3 separate regions of the Mus musculus genome follow, and all the other regions are linked to region 1. A link is a loop called in an ENCODE intact Hi-C map of the cell type or tissue named here. Cell type or tissue: gastrocnemius. All regions are shown on one strand.

Region 1 (8,000 bases):
TTTTCTTTGGGAATTTAAAATGTCACAGACTGGGAAAAATGGACACAAGTCCTGAGGTCCTGTCACTCAGTGTTAAGTCCCTCACTGATCTGTCATGTGTTCTTCCTGTCATTGGAAAGGATACAATGGTGGTTTCGGTGAGGGGGATGATAGTCCATGTCTGCTGCCTTGGTTGCTTTTCACTGGACAATCAGGGGAGAGCAGCTTAGCTCTTATTTCCCAGGGCACAGCTGGAACAAGTCATCATGAGCCAGGATGTAACAACAGACAGTTTCAGAAGGTAGAAGCCAAAACCAAGGTTTGGGAGGCAAGAGTGCCTGGCACCTGCTGTGTGGGAGCAGCTAATACTGTCTGCTGGGCTGCATGCATGCTGTGGGGTTAAAAGCTACACTGTTGGACCCTGTTATCCAGAGACTGAGTTCCCCTACTGCACCCTAGAGGCCATTCCCACAGACCAAAGTCACTCAGATATGATTAGGCTACCCCAGATTAGAACCCTTACATGGTCCTATACCCTCAGAATGGGAGGACTCTTGTTGGGTCCTTTTTTGTAGCTGCCGGTGGGTGGTCCTGTTCCTTATAGTTTCTGTCATTGTCAAATGATATCCACTCTTTTTTTTTTTTTTCGGGGTTGTTCCTTCTACAAAGAACTCCTTGGCACCATTATCTCACAAAAGCCTTACATCTTCCAACCACCTTATATAAATACAAGATAACAATTTGGGGTGCTGGGAGTCATCACATACACACACACACACACACACACACACACACACACACACACACACACTTTGTGAAAGACATACAGTTTGACCCATTATAACTTCCTATGGTTTGTTTCACAATTGATTTTTATTTTTAATTGATGATACAGAGTGTTTCATGCTATGAGTGGACAACTGTTCTGGGATCTGACTGTCACCCTGAATGTGCCACCTACAGGGCACCTCAGTGAATACACTGTCTGCATGCATATGCCGGGTGTGTGAAGACCTGGACACTGGGTGTAACCCAAGCTCCTCTGAGTGTCCACTCCTTGCCAGCAGCTATTGATGAAGAACGTAGGAGACCCAAGACATGAGGCCAGGAGTCACAGGGGTAGCTTCTTGGCTTGTGTTGTTCCTGTTCTTCTAGGTCCAGGCACCCTCCGGAATATATCCCATCAGTTACTCAGCTGCAGGCAACAAAGCTTCTATTTAAACCACTTCATGAGCTCAGGTAAAAACTGGCCAAGTCTAGTTTCCCTAAGTTGTTTTGCACTATCTCAAAGATAGCTGCGATTGGCTCCAAGGAAGGAATTTCAGAGCCTCCCTTTCTGAGTCCTGTTAGGAATATATTTAGACTTACTTGTGGGGCAGATGGGGTTTTCTTATACATATATCCTCACTGGGTCGCCCACATCCTTCCAAGAAGGCCCTACCTCATGAAGGCCCTGGGGCTCCAGACCCAGAGCAGAAAGCCTGGCTCTGAAGTGTACTACTCCATTTTACTAAATTGACTTCTAAAGCCTAATAGGGAAAGACTGTGTTCCCCTCTGTTCTACGGAGGAACCAACCAGCCTATAGGAAGCATGCTTCTGCCTCAGCCTTGTATACTAGGGCTGGAACTCAGGCTTCCAGAATCCTGCTCACAGTTGAATTAAAAAGCTGCTGGTGTTAGGTTAAGATCCTCCCGGGTTCTTCCCGGATCCGTTTCATGTCCTCATTTGGCTCAACAATGGAAGGCTGTCTCCACACAAAACATGAGCAGGAGAAGCTGGGTATGGATGTACACACCTGTAACAGAAACAAGAAGATCAAGAGCTGCAGGCAAGGCTAGGATACACAGTGAGCCCTTGTCTCAAAAACTGAACCAAGGGGCCGTGGAGGTATCGCAGCGGGCCAAGAGGAGGGACTCTAAGGATTTCTAAGCTGAAGCACAAACACAGAGGCTCTGGTAGGAAGACACAGGAGTCCATGGATTCTTGAAAATGTTTGAAAATCATCTTTGGAGAAACACAGAGGTGAGCAACATTGAGAGCAAGTAAACTTTCAGGGGCTTAGTCACATACTCTAAGGAGAATGCTATTCCTCGGGAGAATGGGTAAGGTCTTTGAGACCCAGATATAAAACCCAAACCAACACCGAATTACCAGACGTGTGTGTGTGTGTGCGTGTGCGTGTGCGTGTGCACGCGCGCCCGCGCGTGTGTGTGTGTGTGTGTGTGTGTGTGTGTGTGTGTGTGTGTGTGCATATGGGATTAGGGGACAAATTGTGGTATAGTTTCTCAGAATCTGTCCACCTTATGTTTTGAGTCAGGGTCTCTCACTGGCTTGAGGCTCTCCAGTTGGGCTAAGCTTGCTGGCCAGTGAGCTCCAAGTGTTTGTGTCTTTCCCTAGAGATAGAATGGCCAGTTTCTTATACAGGGTCTGATGATCAAACAAAGCAAGTGAATCATGTCCCAGTTCTTAACTGTTGATGCCTATATGACAGCCTTTCTGGACATTGTTGATAGGTTTTTTTTGTTTTTTTTGTTTTTTTGTTTTTTTTTTTTGTTTTTTGTTTTTTGTTTTTTTGAGCTTCTTGCTATCAGCGTACCAGTGAATAAGGAGTCTAAAGAGATGTCTGCGTATGCTCAGGAAGCAGGCACTTAAGAAGCACGAGGTGAGAAAGAGCATGCTGGGAAGAGGAAATTAAAGGAGGTACGCAGACAATGGTGGAAACACCTCACCCAGTGCCAGAGCACACCTGGGCCTCCCTCCTCTTGGCAAATGCTTTCTTCCAAATCTGCCTGCAACCAGGTGGGCTGGCTGGTCCTACTGCCCTATGCCTGGTCCCTAGATGTTGCCTGCTCCTGTCTCCCTTTTCTTAAAGCATTGTTGGGTGAAGTACAAAGCTCATGACTGCAACTGCAAACTAGGAGCCCGATTTCTAAGCTCCTCTCTTCTCTCCAGTGCCTGCACTGGCTTCTGTCCTCAGGAGCTTGGGCTTTGTCTTTGCTGACACGTTCTGCCCCTTATCATTCTGGGGCTGCCCTTCCAAGAATCCCCTCCAGATAGCTTGTGTTGGGGTGTCAATTTGGTCAGACCTGCAAGCCTCCAGGTACACTTGTGAGCGATGATCTAGACTAGGTTAGCTCCAGGTATACCAGTAAAGGGTTAGCTAAATTAGCCTGAGGGATTAGCTAAACTATATTATCCTCTGGGCATACCTTGAGGGATTATCTGGTTAGTTGGAATGGGAAGATCACTAAAAATGTGGGTGGCATCAAATCTTGGACTGACAGCCTTTTAGACTTTTAGAGTAAAGAGGAGAAAGCGAGGGGATTCCTGACCATGGATGAGGTGGACCAGCTGCTTCATGAATGACTTTCTGCCAAGATGGAGCATCTCCTCCTACTGTGAACCAAAAGTAGAGCCCTTCCTCCCTTCAGTTGCTTTTGTCAGGAGTTTTTGTTTTTTGTTTGTTTGTTTGTTTGTTATTTTGTCTCAGCAACAAGAAAACGAACTGCTGTTTGCTTTTCTTCATTTTCTCATGACCATGAAAACATAACGAGCCTCCAATGCCCGGTGTCTGGCTCCTCCAGTAGGATGTGAACACCTTGGGTCCAGATGAAGAATTTGTTGAGAGGGAAGGAATGGCGCAGTGGGTGAGAATCACCTCCAAGTTGAAGTTTACCAGTCTCCCAGCTTGCTCTCAAGACAGCCCAGCCTCCCCTCACTTCTAACCCCACTTAGTGGTGAATGATGCTCCCTGCTGGTGAGGAAGATGCCAAGAGAGGCTCCTAATTAGTGCTCTGATTATTCAAATTGAAGCCATGATGGCTAACGGATGGTGTTCCCACAAAAACCTGTAGGAGAGCCAGGCCATTTGGCAGCCGCAGCTTTCCCGAGGAAGCAGATCAATTTCCGTTTGATTTGTTTAAAAATAACAAATAAACAATGCAGATCCCCTTACAAGTTCGGTTCCTCCTCTGCCGAACTTTTTGGGGGAAAGGAGGCAATTTGAAATTGCCAGTTAGGACAAGGTAGGCAGATCCCGTTCACAGCTCAATCGGATCCCCCTATAATCATAGCTAATAACTGTATTTTCCTAGTATTAAGCAATTCTGTTATTTTAAGGCTGACCATAGAGCCAGCTAGGCGATGTTTGGGGGTCGGCCCCAGAGGACGGCCTAGGAAATGGCACAATGAAGTCTATTTTTTTCCTCGTTCTTCTAATTTTTATCCCAGATGATAAAGGATATGATCGTCCCCAGAGGGAGGGACTGAGGGGGCTGGTGGAAATTAAGAATCCTAGACTGATGTCCCTGCACACTGTCCCTTGAGTGCAGAGGAACCAAGCAGAGTTACTTGTAAGTTCAGAACACAGAGGGCCCCTCTGCCTCAATTTGTTCTTACTCTGTGTCTGACCTCTGCAAATCTCAGACTCCTAAACATGTTCTTTTCTCTGCTAACTCCTCCAGGCATACCCCACTGCCTTTACACCATTCGGAACTCACCCTGGTGACTTCCATGGCTTCTCCCACTAACCCACAGTCCACTATCCTCTGTCCCACGTTTTATGCACGCACAGGTCAAAGGTATGGGCTCAGACGCAAGATTGCACCATACTGATAGTTACTCCTTCATGTCTCTGCCGTGTGACTTCAGGCCAGCTGTTTGACCTCTCTAGGCTACTTTTGCCACATTCAGGATGGACTGGAGGGCAGTAGACACATTTTCCCTGTAACAGGGTTGTGATTGTGGGTCCATGGGTGTCTACACAGTGCAGGGCTGTAGCTAGCACTGGTGAGTGACTGACTAGCACTGGCTTTTGACATTGCTCTTCTCCAGCATTGGCTTTTTGAACACACCATTTCCTTTTCTGGGATCATTCTTTCTGCTCCCCATCCCATATCCTCTTATCTTTTGTTCTTATAGACATATCTCTATTTCCTAACATAATTCCAGACACTGTATCTTGAGCTAGCCCTCCCCCTTTCCCTGGATCCTCCATGATTTAGTTGTGTGTCTGTCTTACCAGGTTACACACAACCCCAGAATATCTCAGCTTCAGCACCACTGACACCTGGGCCGGATCAGTCCTACATGTGGAGGACTAACAAGTGCATTGTGGAATGTTGTCGCACATCCCCTTGGCTGCTACTCACTGGAGGCCAGTAGCATCCCTCCTACCCCCCCTCAATTGAGATCACTAAAACATGCCCTTAGCACACCCGATGGGTATGAAATCTCTTCAGACTGAAAATGCTGACTTGACTAGAAACTCAGGGGATAGGAAACCATTTGCCTTGCTTTCAGCACCTCTGGTCTCTGGAACAGCAGGGTATGTCAGACTGCACCATAGAATAACGTTTTAACAAAGAACTGCATGGACAGAGGCCTTGAAGACCTTCACAAAACTGAAACATCTTTATTCACAGTATCCGAGCTGTGGCACTGTCAAAGCACAGTACGTGGCTCACATCTTTGAGGTGACATTGGTGTCAACTGAACAGCTGTGCAGCCTGGGTGTCAAGTACAGAATATACACAGCGTACCATATGCCCATATGTGACACTTGATGACAATGGATACTGGATCACTTGTTCATGTCTTTTAACATTTAAAACATTCTGTGTGCTTGAGGGATGGATGCCTGATTAGGCTGGCTTCCTGCACAAGCCTAAACACAGTGGTGCAGATCCCAGCATCCAGGGAACAAGCAAAGTGTCCTGTGAACACTATAACTCAGCTCTGAGGGACTGGGTGGCTTCTCTTGGCCTCTATGCTTGTGTACACTCATACACACACACACAAGAAATAAAACAAATCTATGCGTGTGAAACAGTTACATCGGCCATGTTCCCTGCAGGTTCACATATCACAGTGCCTGACCTGGGACCACACTTTTCTCTGATTTGCTCTCTGGTTTCATTTACTGTCACCATGCCCATTTCAAGGCCCTAGGTACAACAGATTGTATGTGCTGTTTGTATGCATACTATCTATACAGCCTGTATGTGGAGGTAGCTTGTACCACAGCAGTGTCTGTCTTCATCACTGTTATATTGTTGTGAAGAGACATTGGGATGAAGGCAAACTCTTACAAAGGAAATCATTTCATTGGGGGCTTGCTTACAGTTTCAGAGGGTTAGTCCATAGTCAAAGAGCAACCATGCAGGCATAGTGCTGGAGCAGTAGTTGAGAGCTTTACATTATGATCGGGCTGGGGAGAGAGAGAGAGAGAGAGAGAGAGAGAGAGAGAGAGAGAGAGAGAGAGAGAGAGAGAGAGAACAAGCTTTTAAAACCTCAAAGCCCACCCTGAGTAACATATCTCCTTCAACAAGGCCACAGATATTCCAACAAGGCCACACCTCCTAATCCTTCCCAAACAGTTTACCAACTGGAGGCTAAGCATGCAACTGTATGAGCCAATGGGGGTGGGGGGGTCTTCTCATTCAAACTACCACAGTGTCTCAGTATATGTTTTAATGTCTGCACAATGCCAAAAAAGTCCCAGTGACCCATTTATTAGAATGGAGTCCTTTCCTTAAGGGACACATTACTACATTCATTTGGCCTTTTATGTCCACTGTGTGAATGAACTGGAATTCTGGCCTGAGCAGCAAAGTACATCACAAGCTAACCATAAAAGGGCTGACTTCTCCTGCTTAATATGTGTGACTGGGGAGCCTGAGTCTGGTTCTGGAGAGGTTCTGTGTGGCAGAGAGAGCTAAGCCAGCATTGCCAGGAGTGTTGTCACCTTCAAGCTGCTCCCACGACCCAGTGCATGGGCATCTGGGTGGTGCTTTCTATCTGTTTGAACAAGCTCTGTGGGTTCTGACTCACACTGGAGCCGTTCTCAGCCCTGGATGTTCTCAGAATTCACCAGAAATGTTTTTGAATGACAGGATGCCTGGAAGATGAGAGTCTCTCCACCCTACAGCATGAAGGGCACTGGTAGGAGGGAGACAGTCTTTGGCAGGTGTGAGGGTTTGAAAGCAGCATATCCCCAGTAGGTTCATGTGTATGAGGTTGGCTCCTTGCCAGTGGCAATTTTGTGAGGCTGTGAAGCTGTTCAGACATGGGAACTGGGTGGTGTAAGTAGGGAAGATAGGGGTATGGCTAGAGCAGAAAGGCAACCGTTTCTCCCAGTGCCTGCTTTCTGCTCTATGGAGATGTGTCAAGCCATGCTACAAACTCCAGCCACCATAGACAGAACTGTGGCCGAAGTGAAATCCTCCCTCCCTTAAATTGTTCTTACTACATATTTTGTCCTAGGAAGTTGACAATGTGAAAGATATAATTACAATTAATATTTTATAAATAAAATAAGAAAAGGGTCAGAAGTGTGTGTGTGTGTTTATGAGAGAGAGAGAGAGAGAGAGAGAGAGAGAGAGAGAGAGAGAGAGAGAGAGCGAGCGCAGGACACTGACTGAGAACCTACCCTGTGTCCTGGAGCCACCAGGTACCTGAGAGATATCAGTTTGACTCTACTCTCACAACATAGCTATCATCACTCTACAGCTCACCCATGCAGAACCTGGGGACCCTCTCTCTTCCCAAGTCCTTTTTGACCACACGAGGATGTGACATTTGGAGCTGTTGCAGCCAGCTTGGGGCCATGTAGTAACATCAACTTATAACAATAAAATCAAAATGTAGCAGCTTCTCGTTTTCATCACGGAGAGAACGGATGAAGAAATAGGAACATGTAAGGCGGTATGTGGCCACATGAATGCCCTGGAGGTGAGACATTCACCTTCCAAGTCCATGAAAAAAAGGTACTTGCTATAGAACTCACTGTACACTGCTTGTACTGAGTTTTCAAAAGTGTACGTGGCTACTGTGCATTGCTTAAGGACACAAATACACCACAGAAGTATTTGTGTCTGGGGCTTAGTTCCAAACGTCCAATTCAAAATGGCAGGTGCCGATGCAGAGATAACAGTGTTGGGAGGATGTCTTATGCTTGGCTTCTAGTGCTGTCATAAAATACCATGACAAATGCCACCTAAGGGAGAGAGGGTTTCTTTGG
Region 2 (8,000 bases), 560 kb before region 1:
CCTTATTGGGCATTTTATTACATAAAAGCGGTCACGGGTGGGAGGTGAATGACCACAAGTCACACAGCATCCAGGCTGGGCTTCTTGTTTTTAAAACATGGAGTGGGAATCTCTCCTGATCTTTTCAGCCTCCTTGAACATCAAGAACAAGCATACAGCTATCTCTGTAAATTACCCCTCCATATGTAAAGAGCCCAGCATGGAATCTGACACATTTAAGCAGTCAGTAAAAGGTAGCTATTTTTCTTTTTCTTATTAGCATAATGCCTCAATAAATGTTAGTTTCCAATCCTATCTCCTGAGTATCTTCCCCTTTGCCGCTGAGTTCCTAAGGACCCTCACATTTATCTCCCTTCTCCCTATTAAACCTGGCTCTCGAAAAGGCTGTCAACTCGATTTCAATGAGGTGTCAGTGATAGATAAGGCTTAATGTATGACCTCATTCCCCAAACACTATCAGCTTGCCAGGGAGATTTACATTTAATAGGGGATTAAAGCCTTAAGCCAAAGGAATGAATCTTTAATGGTGAAATTTGAGGCACTGAAAAGCTTATGAAAAACTAGTATGGGAGGCAGTTGGGGTTCTAGGGGTTTCTCCATAGTGATCTTGGTTTTTTTCTGAGAGCTTTAAGACACCCAAAGGTTCTCTCAGGTTTAAAAATGTGTTGTGCAGTAATTCACGATTAGCAATTAACGAACAGCAGATTCTTGGTGGGGCTCTGAGGAGCTGAACAGGAACTACAGACAAAAGGGGGATGGCCTTAGCTTCATGTGGGGCTGCCTGCCCATTGAAGAACCAAGGCTAAGCAAATGGATGGAGCTCACAGGAGTCTGGTACCCGGTAGAGCAAAATTGTTTTGATTCAGCCATACTTGGCTAATTCTTTTATTGACAGTTTTGGTTTTGAGGTGGGAGAGAGCTGTATCAGCTTATTTACCCCCTTCCTTCCCAACATTCCTAACTCCAGCCCCATTTCTGCTCCTGAGTCTTTCACCTCACCTTCGTCCTCAACTCAATCCTTGTCTTCACCTTTCTAAATGCCTCTTTGGCCACGTTTCCCAAATTCTGGAAGATGGACATGGTGTGCATTTGTATCTTTGGGCATCCAAGTCTTGATGACTCCAGGGGGTTGTGGTCTGAGCTTCTGCTTTTTCCAGCTCATCACCTCCTCTTGGATGCCCACTGAGAGCATCAAACATCTGAGCCACCTCTCTGCCAATCAGTGGCTTAGATATGCTCCCATCTGCTGCTACCTTGCTCTTCCCCTGGAGACTGAGTCACAGGTGCTCTTTCAGAGTGTGGCCATGAAGAGAGAAGAGGTGGACCCAGGAAGCAGACAGCTTCACAAGGCCCAGTCCTGACCCCTTCACAGAAGTGACCTCAGTTTCACTGTGTTTACGCAGAACCTGCTACTGTCACTGCAGCTTCTGAGGAGCTGCCCAGTCCCTGGGAGAGCATGGGAGAGCATGGGAGAGCATGGGAGAGCGTGGGAGAGCATGGGAGAGCGTGGAAGAGCATGGGAGAGCATGGGAGAGCATGGGAGAGCATGGGAGAGCATGGGAGAGCATGGGAGAGCATGGGAGAGCGTGGAAGAGCATGGGAGAGCATGGGAGAGCATGGGAGAGCATGGGAGAGCATGGGAGAGCATGGGAGAGCATGGGAGAGGAAGCCCCCTCTGCCTTTCAAACTATTTTAACTTATCCTATGGTTCAGGGTGACTTTTGAAGTGTATTGTAGTAGTTTAAGGCTCACCACACTCTACCTTCCTGGTTTTGTGGTTAGTAAACTCTTTAAATTATGCCAAGCTGGGTGTCTTTCTTTATCTCCGAGATGGCTACTGACAGAAGAATAACATTGACAATTCAATTCGGATTTCCAGCACAACAGTGGCCCTGTGCAGTCTCTATCACAACCCACAGAGCACCCCGGGACTTGGTCTTATGCAATGATCTTCTTGTATCCAAGATGATAGACCTCAACACTTCCGGTGGTTGCCAGAAACCATATATAGAACCAGATGCTATCCATGCAATGCCTTTTTCCCCTGTGTGAACATACTTATAATAACCTCTGACTCGAGAACTGGATCCATCTAAGACCAACAGCAATCATGTACTACAGACCTTAGAGACATTGGCACGCAACCTATTTTCCCTTTGTTCTTATAAAATATATATTATTTTTTCACTTAAAAGAAATATTTTATGGCTTCTCCTTGGGACGCCTGAGAGGACAACACCTATACTTTGACACAATTAGAAGTAAATAAGGATGATTTGGGCAACTTGAGCAAAAGTGCTGTCATACCGTGACAGTTGGTTTCATAATTCAAATGGCCACTCTGTGAGTGGGCAGGTAGCATACAGCGTGGATATCCTGGACCGATGGGAGAGCCACAGCCAGGAGAGATGGAGCTTGGCAGTTTGAGATTTTACCATGAGAATGTTTTACAGCTTAAAACGTTGTTGTTTTAGAAATTTCCACTTAAAATGTTCAAAACAAAACTGACCACAGGGAAACTAAATCCCAGAAAGAAAAGTCACTAAGGAGCAGGGCAGGGTGGGAGGAAGGGGCAGGAAGAAGGGGCTGCAGAACAGATTTTTGCCCTCAGCATCCACCAGTCGCCACCTTTCTAAGATGCTCTAGCTGATGGACAAAAGTTCCTCTGCATGGGCCATGTTTTACTTCTATTGACTTTAGTGGTTTTGTGTGTGTCCTAACATGTCATCCACTTCTCTGTCCTCTTACTTACCCAGCCATTACCACATAAGTACTGTGGTGATACAAAGCCGAATACAATAGTGGATTTTTTTTTTTTGTCACAGTCTTATGAGAGAACAGGCATGGTGTCAGTTTAATTTGGATCATAGCAATGGATACCCCACGGGGTCATTGTGAAGATGAAATGGGTAACACACCCAGACTTCTTGGCACAGTACACCACACCATAACAATAGTCAATCAATTGTTATTTTAATTATATTGCAGTAGATAACTTATAACATATCTTGGACAGGGATCAAACAGGACAATAGCATAGCTTTGTGGCTTCATTTCATACCAGGGGAAGAACTCTCTCGAGTGAGTAGACATTACAGGGGTCTGTAAGTTGGAGCTGCATAAGCATGCAGTGTTTAATTCTTAATGGTCTGGCTGTTGCTCTTGCCCTCAGATAACACTTCTTCCTTCTTCCCCCACCCCCCTGCTGCTATGAAGTTCTATTTTGACCTGCTTCTACTCTCATTAAAAAGTTAACACAAAGGAGTAGCCTACTGATTTTTTTCTATGTTCTTTTTTTTTTTAAATCAAATGAGAAAAGTACAAAACTCAGAATGTCTGTCAGGTGAAGTAAACCACACGGAATACCACTTTCAGCGTTTTGGAGAGCATTTCTTAGGGTATTCCATCATGAATCTCCCTGAAGCTGTGTCTTGCATTTTAGCTTTAAGTAACCGGGTTTATACACCCAATCAGTCCCTCCACAGAAGCACGGAGAAAGCAGATGCGTGGATGCGCGCTGGTTCGGTTGTGTGACCACCAGGTGGTGCTGTTTCTGAATTTATCAACTTCCTGTTCTTGGTGCTTCCCTGAAGAAATAAAGGGGTCCGAACTGCAATCCCCGCCCTATCCCCAGTTCAGGACCTGGGCCTCTCCCGTTCCTCTTGTCTAGGGCTGAAGGTGGATTGGCTTTGTCTTTAATTATAACCTCGGAAGGCGACAGAATCATGCCTGTTTTCTATTGTGGAAGACTGCCTCTGCTCTTAGAGAGTCAGGAGGGGTCTGACTGGTTGCTCCCCATATCCCTACCCTAGAGCTAGATGTGGAGATCTTTGCAGAAGGGGAGAGAGTCCCCCAACCTAAAGTTGTGTGCATATAAGACACAGAATACCTGGTACATCTCAGTGAAGAATAATGTACTTTGAGAGAAAATTAGGAGGGGAAAAATGTATGTTTTAAGAGAGATAAGATGGAAGAAATGCAAAATTTAACTTTAGCTTCAGTAATTGCTGACCGACTTTGTCTTAGCTGGCTGACCCCTCTGGGATTCACTGACCTATGTATTGGGAGTCAGCTTCTGGCTAGTTGGCATGCAAGATTATTTCCTGTTTTCGTTTCCTTGGGTGTGTGGAGGGGACCAGCTGTATGGTCAAACCGTGCCTAGCAATGAGTTCTGATGCACACTGTAGAGGCCTTGGAGATCATGAGTCCAGCACGCTCTGAGCAGGATATAGTCTGGGCCTCTTACCGAGCCACCTGCTTGCCTGCCAGGGCTATTGCAGGCTGTACCCATCCAGCCCATGCATCATTATTAGAGTCCCTTCATTGTGCTAATTGACACAGGATGAAAAATATCCAGCGAAGGAAACATCCAATGTGATTGCATGCATCCAGAGCAGGCTGGCAAATGGGAGAAACCCCTGTAAGCGCCAAGCGAGATTGACAGTGGGCCCAGGGATGTCTTGTAGGGTGAATGTTTCCTGATCCCAAGAGCCTGTTCAGACTGGAGATTGAGCAGAGAGGACAGTGAGGGAGAGAGGCTTGGTGGGGTCCTGTCTGAAGGGGCGGATCCCTGAAGAAACAGGAGAGAGCAAGTGGAGATGGAGAGGAGAGAAAAGGGGACTGATTTGTCACCTCCAAGCAACAGTGAAGATTGTCCCAGCCCACACCTTGCAGTCAGCTGAGTATCTTCTCAATCTGGTGTGATGGTTAGAGGAGACCATGGAAACCTGGGTCCACAGCTGTTCTTGGCTACTGAGGAACAGATTGTTCCCCAGGGGGGCATGCGGCAATGTAGGAAGACGCTTTTGGTTGTCATGGACCGTTTACTGGTGATACTGGTGGCATTGTTCCTCGATGGGGCATCAGGCAGTGGGCACAATAACTGACACTCTGAGTTATTTAGTTAAACCATGTTATTAAGTTGAAGTAGTACATTGTTGGCAACATGGCTCTGATTTGTTTTTTTCCTTTCCCACTAACTTGGCTATTGCAATGTCACTTTGAAGAACCTGTTATCAAGGTGAGGGCTCGATTCTGCATTTGCTACTTTTGCTGTGCTGTTAGCAAAGTGCCTGGAAGAAGTAACTTCACGGAGGGAAGACGTGCTTTGGCTCCTTTTCTTTCTGCAGGCTCAGTCCACCATGGTGGGGAAAGGATGGAGAACTCTCAGGTCATGTGACAGCAGTGGGGGCATGTGGTGGAGACTATTCACATCATGGTGGGCCAGGAAGTGGAAAGCAAGACAGGAATCAGAAACCCTCCCTCAGTGACCTTCCACGAGCTAGGCCCATCTGCCTAAAAATTCCAAGCCTCTCCAAATAGTGCCACCTTTTGGCGGGGACAAGTGTCCAAAACACCATCTAGTGGGAGAACTTCCAGATTTAAACCGTAACAGCTTCCAACCACTTAGCAGAGAATTAGGACTAAGTTTTTGTTGTTGTTGTTGTTGTTTTGTTTTTTACTTGCTTTGTACAAGAGAATATTCTAGAAATGGAATTTCTGAGCCTAGACTTTAGGCATTTCTCACAGTTCTATTTCCTTTCGAGTCCCATTTTGTGGTATGGACAGGCTCTGGAACCATCTGCTGAAGAAGGAGATACTGTATGGACAGTGGCCAGAGGCTCTAACCCTATGGCTACTCCAATCCTTGGAAATACAAGTAAGAGCCCAGATCCACAGCCATAGACAGTGGACTCACCTTGAGATACAAAGCGCCCAGTTCACCCACAGACTGCTGGTCAACAGTTGGTTCTCAATATTTTAGTCTATTAAGTTTAAGAGCGTTTGTTATGATGCAATAGCTACTAGCTATGTCATACAGACTGGAAAAGAAGACCCAGTGATAACTTCTGCAGGGAGTGGGAATTTCTCAAAATTTACTTCTTCTTCTTCTTCTTTTTTTTTTTTAATAAGTGGCATTTTATTACATCAAAGAACTTCAAATAGCTCAAGATGTCACTGCATCCTTGGATGCCCAGGTAACCGAGCTGGGCAAGATTCATTTGGAGAGAAGTCTGCTTAAGGTCAATTTTATCCATTTGTATCATGACAAGCCACAGAAAGGAAATCCATCTTAAACAATAGCCATGGGTCATTTATCAGGAGGAGGCTGGGAGGCAGAGGAAAGAATTGATTCTCAGAGGTGTCCAGATTAGGGCCCTTCCAGGGACTTGCACAGCAAGGATTTGTGGTTCTCCTTCCAGAATGCTGCTCAAGGCAACGTTAATTCCTACCCACTTGGCTAGAGGTTCTAATACCAGGATGGGGAAATCTGATTGGCTTCCTTGTGCCATCTCTGGTGACAGAGGTATCATTTGATTGGCAGCCCCACTAACTCTACATGGAGTGAGAAATTGTAGGGAGAAGAAACAAAGAGCACCTCTGCTTTCCTGGAGACTGGAAGAAGGAAAGGATGCATCCTGGGGGTGGGGTGGGGGGTGGGGTTGATGCACCGTGTGGACATCATGTATCTTATTGTAGTTAGGTTGCAATATACAAAACCTTAGACAGGAATCAAAAGCCAAACAACAGATCTGTTGGCTGCTGTCTAATCTTCCATCCCCTCCCTCTCTTCTCCTCCCCCTCCTTGTCGGAATGGCATAGGCACAAACTGTTGCGGGAGGGAAGGTGAGATAAGATTTCACTCTTCAAGAACTCTGTAAGGATATTATTATAGCTTGGATCTCAGATGTTCTCCTAAGACCTCTGCATGAAAGACTTGAACCCTGGAGTGGTGCTGTAGGGTGGGAGCCAGAGAGAGCCCCCCAAAGCCTCCCAGTCTCAGTGATGAACAAATCATCTATTTTCCATCTGCAAATTAGGAAGGCTGAACAAAACCAGTGATTTCACTCTTCTCTCTTTTTGTCCCTCCTTAATCTTCTTGAATCCTTCAATTAAAATCTTAGACTGAGGCTCAGCATGCACAAGAGATAAATGCGGGGCCTTTTTTTGTAGAAGTGTTTGCATGTGTTCGAGGGGAAGGGGAGGGACAGAAGCCCAGAGCATATATTGATCCCCTTTGTCCACTTGGTGAAGACAGATCATTCTGGCTTCTCACTCTACACACAGACGTCGTTGTTATGAAGCTTCTTTCAGGAGTGAAGGCCACGACATAATTGAGGTGGCAATCGTATAGAGATGGCAGGTGCTGGATCAAGCTCTTGGGCTCATGCCTGGCAGACAACTTAGCATTTGTCCCAAAGATGAGAGCATTCCTTGGGGAGGAAACAGTGGAGAGGTTTAGAGCCTGATACACAGAGGAGCCACCTCAGGCTCGAGTCCCCTGAGTTTTGCCATGTGGCAGCTGGAGAATTTCTTTAAGTTTCTATGCCTTGACTTCTCTATCTGTAAAATGGATGAATAACAGCACCCACTTCTCAGAGGCACCAAGAGCATCCGCGTTTAATCACGAATCTGAGATGTTCGAGAATGTGAGCTGCCTGGCGGAGTGCCCAGGATGCTCAGAGTGTTAAAGAAGTGTTAACTTGAGTCTTATTAATATTCTCATTGTCACTAGGAAGCTGAGAGCTGGGATCAGAACTGTGAAGCCCTTGCTCTTTTCTCTCACCAGAGATGAATAAGAAGAAGGCACTTCCCCTACTCTGGTGTGTTGCCCCCTGCTTTCTCTTCTGAAAGGCTAGGGATGGCGGTTCCCTTTCTCTTCATCCTAGAGGGCAATTTGCTTTCTCTTGTCGTCTCCCTGCAAGAACACCAGGAGAGAAATTAAAGCAATAAGGGCTAAACTGTGTACGACTGGAGCACGGAGTGTGTGATAATGATATATAAAGCCAAAAGCACTAAGTGGGCAGAGCTAGTGTTGCCGAAGTGAGTAAAACCAGGATAAATCCATCCCTGGGGAGCGATAACACATAACTCAAATAGTGGGAGCAGCAGGGGGCTGCAGGGCCTTGAAGGAAGAGCAGTTTGCACTCCTGCAGAGCACAGCCTCTGCCCAGCATGGGTAATTCCTGAATGCCTGGGTCTTCACCATTACCAGCCTC
Region 3 (8,000 bases), 300 kb before region 1:
ATAAGACCCGAGCAAGCACAAGCCAGATCAAATCCCTGTGTGGAGATGGAAGGCGGGTATGAAGTCTTTCCCCTAGCTAAGCAGGTACTGACAACTTTTAGCTACTGGGAAAGGGAGAGGGGAGGGGGGAGGGGGGTTGGGGGAGGGGGGTTGGGGGAGGGGGGTTGGGGGAGGGAGAGGGGGAGGGGGAGAGAGAGGGGGCCGGGGAGGGGGAGAGGGAGAGGGAGAGGGAGAGGGAGAGGGAGAGGGAGAGGGAGAGGGAGAGGGAGAGGGAGAGGGAGAGAGGGAGAGGGAGAGGGAGAGGGAGAGGGAGAGGGAGAGGGAGAACACAGTTTTTGGTAAGTTGACCATGCTCCAGTAAAAAGACATAAGGCCAAGAATATGTAGGTATCACAAATTGGTTTTGATGGCTTTAATTTCTTTTTTTAGGATTAAAAATAAAGAACTAAGTAAAGTGTGTATGGAAGAGGGTGGATCTGAGAGGACATGGGGCAAAAGATGAATATAATCAAACACATTATGATGGCTGGTTTTTATGTCAAATTGACACAGACTAGAGCCATTTGAAAGGAGGAAACTTCAGTTGAGCAAACACCTCCATAAGATCAGGCTGTAGGCAAGCCTGTAGGGCATTTTTAAACTTAGTGATCCCTACCCACTGGTGGTGATTTCATCTCTGGGCTGGTGGTCCTGGGTTCTAGAGAAAAGCAGGCTGGGCAAGCCATGAGGAGCAAGCAGTACCCATCAATAGCATCGACATGGGCTCCTGCCTTTGGATTCTGGTCCTGTTTAGTTCCAGTTCCAACTGCCTTTGATGCTGAACAGTGATGTGGAAGTATAAGTCAAATCAACCCTTTGCTTCCAAAGTTGCTTTGGTTATGGTATTTTATCACAGCAATAGTAACCCTAAGACATACATTATACAATGGTCTCAAAGGTGATAATTATAAAAAGGAAGGAAGGAAGGAAGGAAGGAAGGAAGGAAGGAAGGAAGGAAGGCAGGCAGGCAGGCAGGCAGGCAAGCAGGCATCTGGCACATTGACACAAAGCAGGGCTGGCACATAGGAAGGTATGACATCCTGCGGGAATTTTGAGAATGGCCTCTTTGGACACAGTCTGTTCATTCCGATTGAGTCCCAGCCCTGCCCTGCCCTGATTCTGTGAGACCAACATTTCTCTATATTCAGCTTCCTTGCTTGTAAGATAAAAATCAGCTACTGAGTTGTTGATGGTCACAACCTAAAGCTAGATACTTAAGTCAACATTCAAGACTATGGAACCATCTCGCTTTTATGCGGTCATTGCAGCTGCTCAGTTCAGCCAAATCGGAAGTCAGTGGGACTTGTTCCACTAACTCTCCTTGTCCACAAGTTTGCCTAAAGTAGGCTTGTGTCACTCACCACCGAAAGAATTCTTTGTGCTACAGCAGTGGTATGGCAACCAGAGGTAAGCTGGCCTCATCCCTGCCTACTGGGGAGAGGCAATGGGAGATGGACTGTGGGAAGCCTTGACATACAGTAAGGGAAGACTCGATTAACAAAGAGAAGAAGGTTGTAGGTGACTCACTCATTCATTTATTAATCAATTAACATCAATTCATTTTATTAACAAATTAACACTAAAATATTGTACTTCATTCCTATATACCAAAGAGTCCCAGCTGAGGATGTAAAGGGTAAATGCAGGAATCTGTGAGCAATTCTGATCTGTGATACTTGGGCTTTGGGGTTTGAGAGGCAGGTGGTAGTAATATGTTATACTGCTCTGAGCCATGTTAAAACTATCTGCCCACTGCTGGTGCACCTGGATCACACTGAGTGTGTGTGTGTACATGCAAGGGCTTGAGATATGGGATACATCCCTACCAGCAGCATTTTGGTTTTATGCTTACCATGGCAATAGCATCACCATCATCATCATCCTCACCATCACAGGCAACATCTCATTTAATCCTATCTATCTAAGACTGTGACTTTTTCGTTTTACTGGGAAAGGCATGGTCTCAGAGAGGTTAAGTTACACAAGCAGTGCAATGCAGCCTGAAACACAGGAGATCAGCATTTCATTCTAGGAGGTGGGACCTCAAAGGCCATGACTTTAATTGTGCTACCAAGTTCCTAGAGAAGCACTTGGGAAACTGAGCAAAGACTAAAGAATGGTCAGCCTGAAACAGTACTGCTAGTGTGGATGGGATTTTTGACATGTGTTGATGAATGGAGCTGGCTTCCTGCCCATGATGTAAGGTGCATGGACCAATCATATAGGTTATAAGGAGGAGAAGATGGGTTTTATTCTTGACCAATGGGAGAGGACTACTAATATAAGGGTCACCTCTAATAATGAACACTCCATATAATTATCCCTAGATGTAACCAACACACACCTCTGATGTCAAAAACTCCTAGGTTCCAGTCCTGACATTTACCAACTGGGCAACCTGAGAGAATCCATTTGAGCTCTTGAAGCCTCCCTTTCATTTACGGAGAATTTAAATATGAATTCTTACTCTGCATTGGATAAAGCCAATGTCAAATGCAATGGGCCAAGAAGCCCAGCAAAGTACTAGGGTCTCAGCAGGGAGATTGCCCACAGGGACAGTGATTTGTGTTTGTCCAGCCAGCCTCTCTACCACTAGTGGCCCCAAATGTGCTATGCTAACTGGTAGGGACTCATAGGGCACTGACCAGCTTTGAAGTGCCTTTAAATACAGTGGAAGAATATGATCAAGAAGGGGCCATTGGATGCAGAGTCAGCTGCTGAAATGACAGGTAAAAGAAGAAATAATGCAACCCATGCATTCTGGGGTGACTCCTCGAAAGGTCAAAGCAGGGAGCTTAGTGTTTGCTTCTGTGAGATAACAAGGTAAACTTTGAGACACAAAACCTATTATCTCTACAAGCCACAGCAGAGACACTCTTAAACAGAGACTGTAAATTCAAATCCCAATTGTAGTCATATCAGGAACAGAGACAGGAACTGCCATGACCTGGGGGACATGGGATTGGATTGCATGTCAGCTCTGAGCAAAGTCAGACATAGGTCGAGGGACTCCAAGGTTTATCGTAGTTAATTGGAAATCTAGATTCTCATGGAAGATATCATGAGTCACTTTACCAAAACAAACAAACAAACAAACAAACAAACAAACCCACATGAATTATCAAAAAGGCCAAATGCAAAATATTAACAGACTGTGAGGATTGCTAGAACTACCAGGGTTTATATTGTATTCAATGTCAGAATCCAGGGGGCGCTCTCCCACCAGGAAAAGATGCTGTTTGTGTATGGGTCTGTGCTCACATGTGTGTGTATATGTGTGTGTATATAGGTGTGCATACATGGCATGCATGTGGAGACCACAGGACACCTTCAGCATGTGGGAATGTTACTGAGATGCAGTCCCCAGTCTACCTACTAACCAAGTGAGAATTAACCATGACTACTCTGATCCAGGGACCAAGACATAAAAGATTCTAAATGGGCTGGACAGACGGCACTGCTGATAAAATGTTTGCTGTGCAAGCTCAAAGATCTGAGTTCAATCCCCTAAACCCACGTGAGGGTTCCTGTCTCAAACACAATGTGGGTGGTACCCGAGGAATAGACTTGAGGCTGTCCTTTGGCTCCCACACACACAGGTGCATGTACACCTACACACATGTGCACCCCCATACATACACATACACAAGTGCATGTACATCCACACACAAATGTATACCCTCATACATATACATAAACACACACAGGTGCATGTATACCTGCACATACATGTGTACCCTATATATATATATATATATATATACACAGTTACATGTGCACCTGTACACACCCATACATACATAGATGCATGTGCCACTGCACACACATGTGCACCCCCTTACATACACATACAGATACATGTGCCACTGCATATGCATACATACACATGCACCCCCATACACACACACACACACACACACACACACACACACACACACACACAGGTGCATGTGCCACTGCACACACATATGCACCTAAACACTCATGCACACACGTACACATACAGGAATAAGTTCAAAATATTTCCTGGGAGAAAAGCTGGGAGCCTGAGAAGCATCTGCTTCTGTCTGTCCTCGGCTAACACGAGGGCCCTTTGAGCTCTCTCTCTCACCCAGGAAACTTTCCCCTAGTTGTCTACCTGCGAGACAGGCCCCAGCTGTAGCTTTCCACCTCTGTGGTGCGTTACCTTGCATTGTCCCGGCCATGTGACTTCAGGAAGTTCATATCTCGATATCTGGAAAGAAATGCTACCAGCTGGTCATTTGTCCTGTGGAAACAAACAGAAGAGAAAGTCAGGGTCCTCTGCAGAGGTACTGGGGTTTGCTCCATTTTTAGTCCTAGGCAGCAGATTTCACTCTGCTTTCCTGGATTTGCCTGTTCTGGACACAGCACACAGTCTGATGATGTGTCTTCTTGGCAGGTCCTATCCCTGGGCCTGTCACATTGCCTGAAAACACGCTGTGCTCTAGTTTCATTCTGGCTGCAGTGTGGTAACATCCCAGAAAGGGGCAATTTCAGAGGGAAAAGTTATTGCCCTGGTTATTGTCCATGAAGAAAGCCAGTGTATCAACAGCTGACTGCTGGACACACCACAACCACCGTCAAGAGCAGAGACAAGCGATTGATTGTCACGCTCATCCTGGCTTCTTCATTGCTATACATGTCAGGACCCCTACCCAGTGAACAGAGACACACACATGTGGCTGGGTCTTCCCATGACAATCAATTCTGACAATGCCTGTCCCCATACATGACACAGGCCAGCCCAATATAAACAGTCCTTCATTAACCCAGGTGAGTGCAGGTTTTGTCAAGTTTACAGTTAAAGCCACAGGCTGTTTGTGTATCCGTTTCCCACACACTCTACTCTTCAGGGAATTCTGAGGACAAGAACAGTGTCTTATATGCTTCATTGGTTATGGTCAACAGTAGTTATCAGTACTCAACCCAATGCCACAGATCAGACTCAGGGTCTTCACACTTGCTGTGCACAGGCCATTATGCCCTCTCCATTTCTGGCCTGTTCTTGTCATTTAGGTTTTCAAATGTCATTTTTTGAGACAGGTCTTTTCTGGCTGTTCCTCCTAAAGTAGCCCCTGACTCCTCCAGCCCAGCTTTATCACATCACAATGTTGACTTGACAGCTTTATCACCATTTGAAAGCACTCTCTTGGTTACCTTACAATATAAGGCCCATAAGGAAAGAATCTCGTCAGATCTGCTCATCCTTGGCACACAGTAGGACTGACACTAATGTTTGAGGAAGGAAGGAAGGAAGGAAGGAAGGAAAGAAGGAAGGCAGGCAGGCTGAAGGAATGGCTAGGTTCCGATGAGCTGAGGTAGAACTGACCCCTCCAGTGGACAGAGAGCAGTGAATGAATTCGAGTCCTCGATAACCACCGGGCTGTGGATTGAGCTTTAAAAAATATGAAGCGCCGTGCAAACGGATGACATCGTTCCCAGCATTGTTATCCCAAATTTATCACCATCAATCTCAGCGTTCACAGTGCCGTCACAGCTAATCAGCTTGTGCATACAGCTGTGACAGTATTTTAAAAGGCAGTCACACAGGTCTCCATCTGCCAGAGATGCAGTCGCCTCTTCCACTGAATAAACCCAAACAGGTAAATGGTGCTGATGTGACAGCTCCTTCGTCACCATCACCGGGGTCCTCTGTTGGGGGAGGGGAGGTGCTCCTTAAAGAGCAGGGGTTAACTACTCTTCCAGACTGGGTGAGATGGGAAGAAAGAGGCTCTATGGGAACACAGGGAGGCTGGATCTTCCTTTTGAGTTGTGTGTGTGGGTGTGTTGCTTCTGTGTATGCACAAGAGAAAGGAGGGCAGCAGACAACCTTGAGTGTTAGTCCCTCACTGTCTTGTTCCAGACAGGGTCTCCTGTTCACCACTATGTACCCCAGAGTGTCTGGCCAGCGAGTTTCTAGGGAGTCCCCCACATCTGTCTGTGGTCTTATCTCACAGTGGAAGTGCTTAGATTATAGATGTTCACTACTCCTTATGACTTTATGCCTGGGCTGGAGTTTTAGCTCAGGTCCTTATGCTTGAGTAACCTGTGCTCTGTCTATTGTGTGTGCATCTCTGTAACTCTAATGCTGGGCTTAGGAGAATCAGTGTAGTATCTCAGAAAGCAATGTCTAAGCTCCCGAAGTGGAAGCCCAGCCTGCCATGTGACTAAAGGACAAACAAGTCACCAAACTCTCATACAGTGAGTGGCCCTCTGTAAATTAATTTCCTCCTGGCTGCTCACATATGAGCACACTGAGCACACAATAAGTTCATCATACATTCTCACCAAGAGGATGATGGGTAGGCTTAAGGGCACACAGTAGGTACACATTCAACGCATGTTGCTTTGTTCTTTCTACCTCATAGGTGCACGGTCTGTACCACCTTCAGCCCTCAGCCCTTCTCTATTTCTCTGCCTCTCTTCAGCATTGTCAATATGAATCCTCATCCACTCATTGGATGACATAGGCAGACCTCTAGAAGTGTGTGTGTGTGGGGGCAGAACAGAGCAGTTGAGACATCTGACATGGAAAGAAATGTGGTCAATGTCCCAGCCTCTTATTGAAATAAAAACCAATTAGAAGCCAACCATATTGGGGTGACTGATGCCTGAAGAGCCTCCTGTGTATGCAGCCTGGTAAAAATCTATTTGCTCCAGATGCAGAGCTCTGCCGACATATACAGAGATGAATCTTAAGGATAGACCCTAAAGGCCAACCTTTGTGAGTCTGGACAGCGATAACCAAGGTGGCCAAAGTTCCCAGGTTCCTGTGGCCTCCAAGGAGCTGCTGCGTTAAGCAGCTACTCCATGACTTTATTAAAGAAAATCAGGCAATGTCTTTCCCAGCCATCCGGAAGCCCACTCCATCTCCTCTGTCTCAGCCGCTCTTATTTACCAAACCCTTGCCACACTCTGCGACAGTTCATTATTGTCGTCCTGATGAATAAAAGGATAAGTTAACCTCTGAATGGGTCCTCAGTAGCAGGAATAATAAACAGGGCCTCACGGGGGAAGCTTAGGTGGGAGGATTGAAGGGGCCAAGGCCAGGCTCCGGGAGCCCCCTCTGGGAAGTCTCAGGCCTCCCAGGGTCAGCCTGCTGTGGCTCCATTTAGCAACCCCAGAAAGCATCTTTCAGGGTTGGAGCCTGGGCCATTTTCGCATTTCCCGCTTCACCAGGTCCCCATCTGATGGGGATGAATAGGCATTTAGTGAATTTACTTAGCGATGCTTCCACATGAAAACATCTCAAAAGATGACATCTTGGGGGGAGAGAGGGTGGCTGGGGAGGGGCTGGAGCTGTTGCATAAAGCCCCCTTTCAAAGCAAAGCCCTGTTTGATGAGTGGGCTTGCTGGATTGGCTGGATGGGTGGGGTGAGGGGAACTACCTCTTACTCCATTTGGCTGGGTGGCTCTGTAGCTCCTTGCTTGCCCTCTCTTTGTAAAATGGCTGCTCTGGCCAGCCAATCCCTGCTCCTGTTCAAAAAGGAGATGGGATTCAGCTGGGGACCAACTCTCCCAATTGCTTCTCTCAGGCTCCTGTCAATTATTGCCTACAGATTTCGTTCATTTCAGATAAAGAACAGCTCATGATCTGACATTTTACCCTATTCCGGCCTTGCTGGCTTAGACTCCCACCCCCACCCCCACTTTTCTTTTATAGAGCAGTATTTCTCCACGTGGCTCCCATCACTCATCTCTGGGACCTGTGTAGCCAGATCCACCTTTCTACTGACACTGACCACAGGCTGGTCTATCTCTTGTTGATTGCAGGTGCCCATTGCTGCAACCGTCAGGACCATGGAAATATCTGCTTCAATACATAATATGTAAGCAAACGCTGAAAGCAGGAGTGAACCATAAGTAAGACAGTGAGGCTGCAAACCACGGCCATCCTTGGACGTGCACCATGCTCTAGCTTCAGGCCGGAGGCTGCCTGT

The links. A loop is a pair of places that touch in the nucleus more often than their neighbours do. Peaks named below come from ENCODE experiments on the same cell type or tissue, not always from the same donor. Only the 100,000 strongest peaks of a DNase experiment are listed, where the experiment ranks them.
Region 2: a loop joins it to region 1, with 2.3 times the contacts of the local background. A loop is called at or near these places in 4 of 42 quality-filtered maps.
Region 3: a loop joins it to region 1, with 3 times the contacts of the local background. A loop is called at or near these places in 5 of 42 quality-filtered maps.

What each region holds. Positions count from the first base shown.
Region 1 is chr7:117,316,506-117,324,505 of GRCm38, reverse strand. Gm39075 (a long non-coding RNA gene) reads right to left here. Exons shown (of 3, transcript XR_869893.1): 3 at 839-1,775. Among named protein-coding and RNA genes, the nearest start is that of Xylt1, 60 kb to the left of the region's middle. In gastrocnemius, a CTCF peak has its summit at 3,743 (motif pointing left); DNase peaks (open chromatin) are centred at 3,769 and 7,002.
Region 2 is chr7:117,878,552-117,886,551 of GRCm38, reverse strand. No RefSeq gene overlaps it. Among named protein-coding and RNA genes, the nearest start is that of Gm34822, 31 kb to the right of the region's middle. In gastrocnemius, a CTCF peak has its summit at 3,542 (motif pointing right); DNase peaks (open chromatin) are centred at 3,543 and 7,430; H3K4me3 peaks cover 243 bases.
Region 3 is chr7:117,618,226-117,626,225 of GRCm38, reverse strand. It overlaps Xylt1 (xylosyltransferase 1), which reads right to left. Exons shown (of 12, transcript NM_175645.3): 6 at 4,226-4,306. Among named protein-coding and RNA genes, the nearest start is that of Gm34762, 140 kb to the left of the region's middle. In gastrocnemius, a CTCF peak has its summit at 3,236; DNase peaks (open chromatin) are centred at 3,262 and 4,473.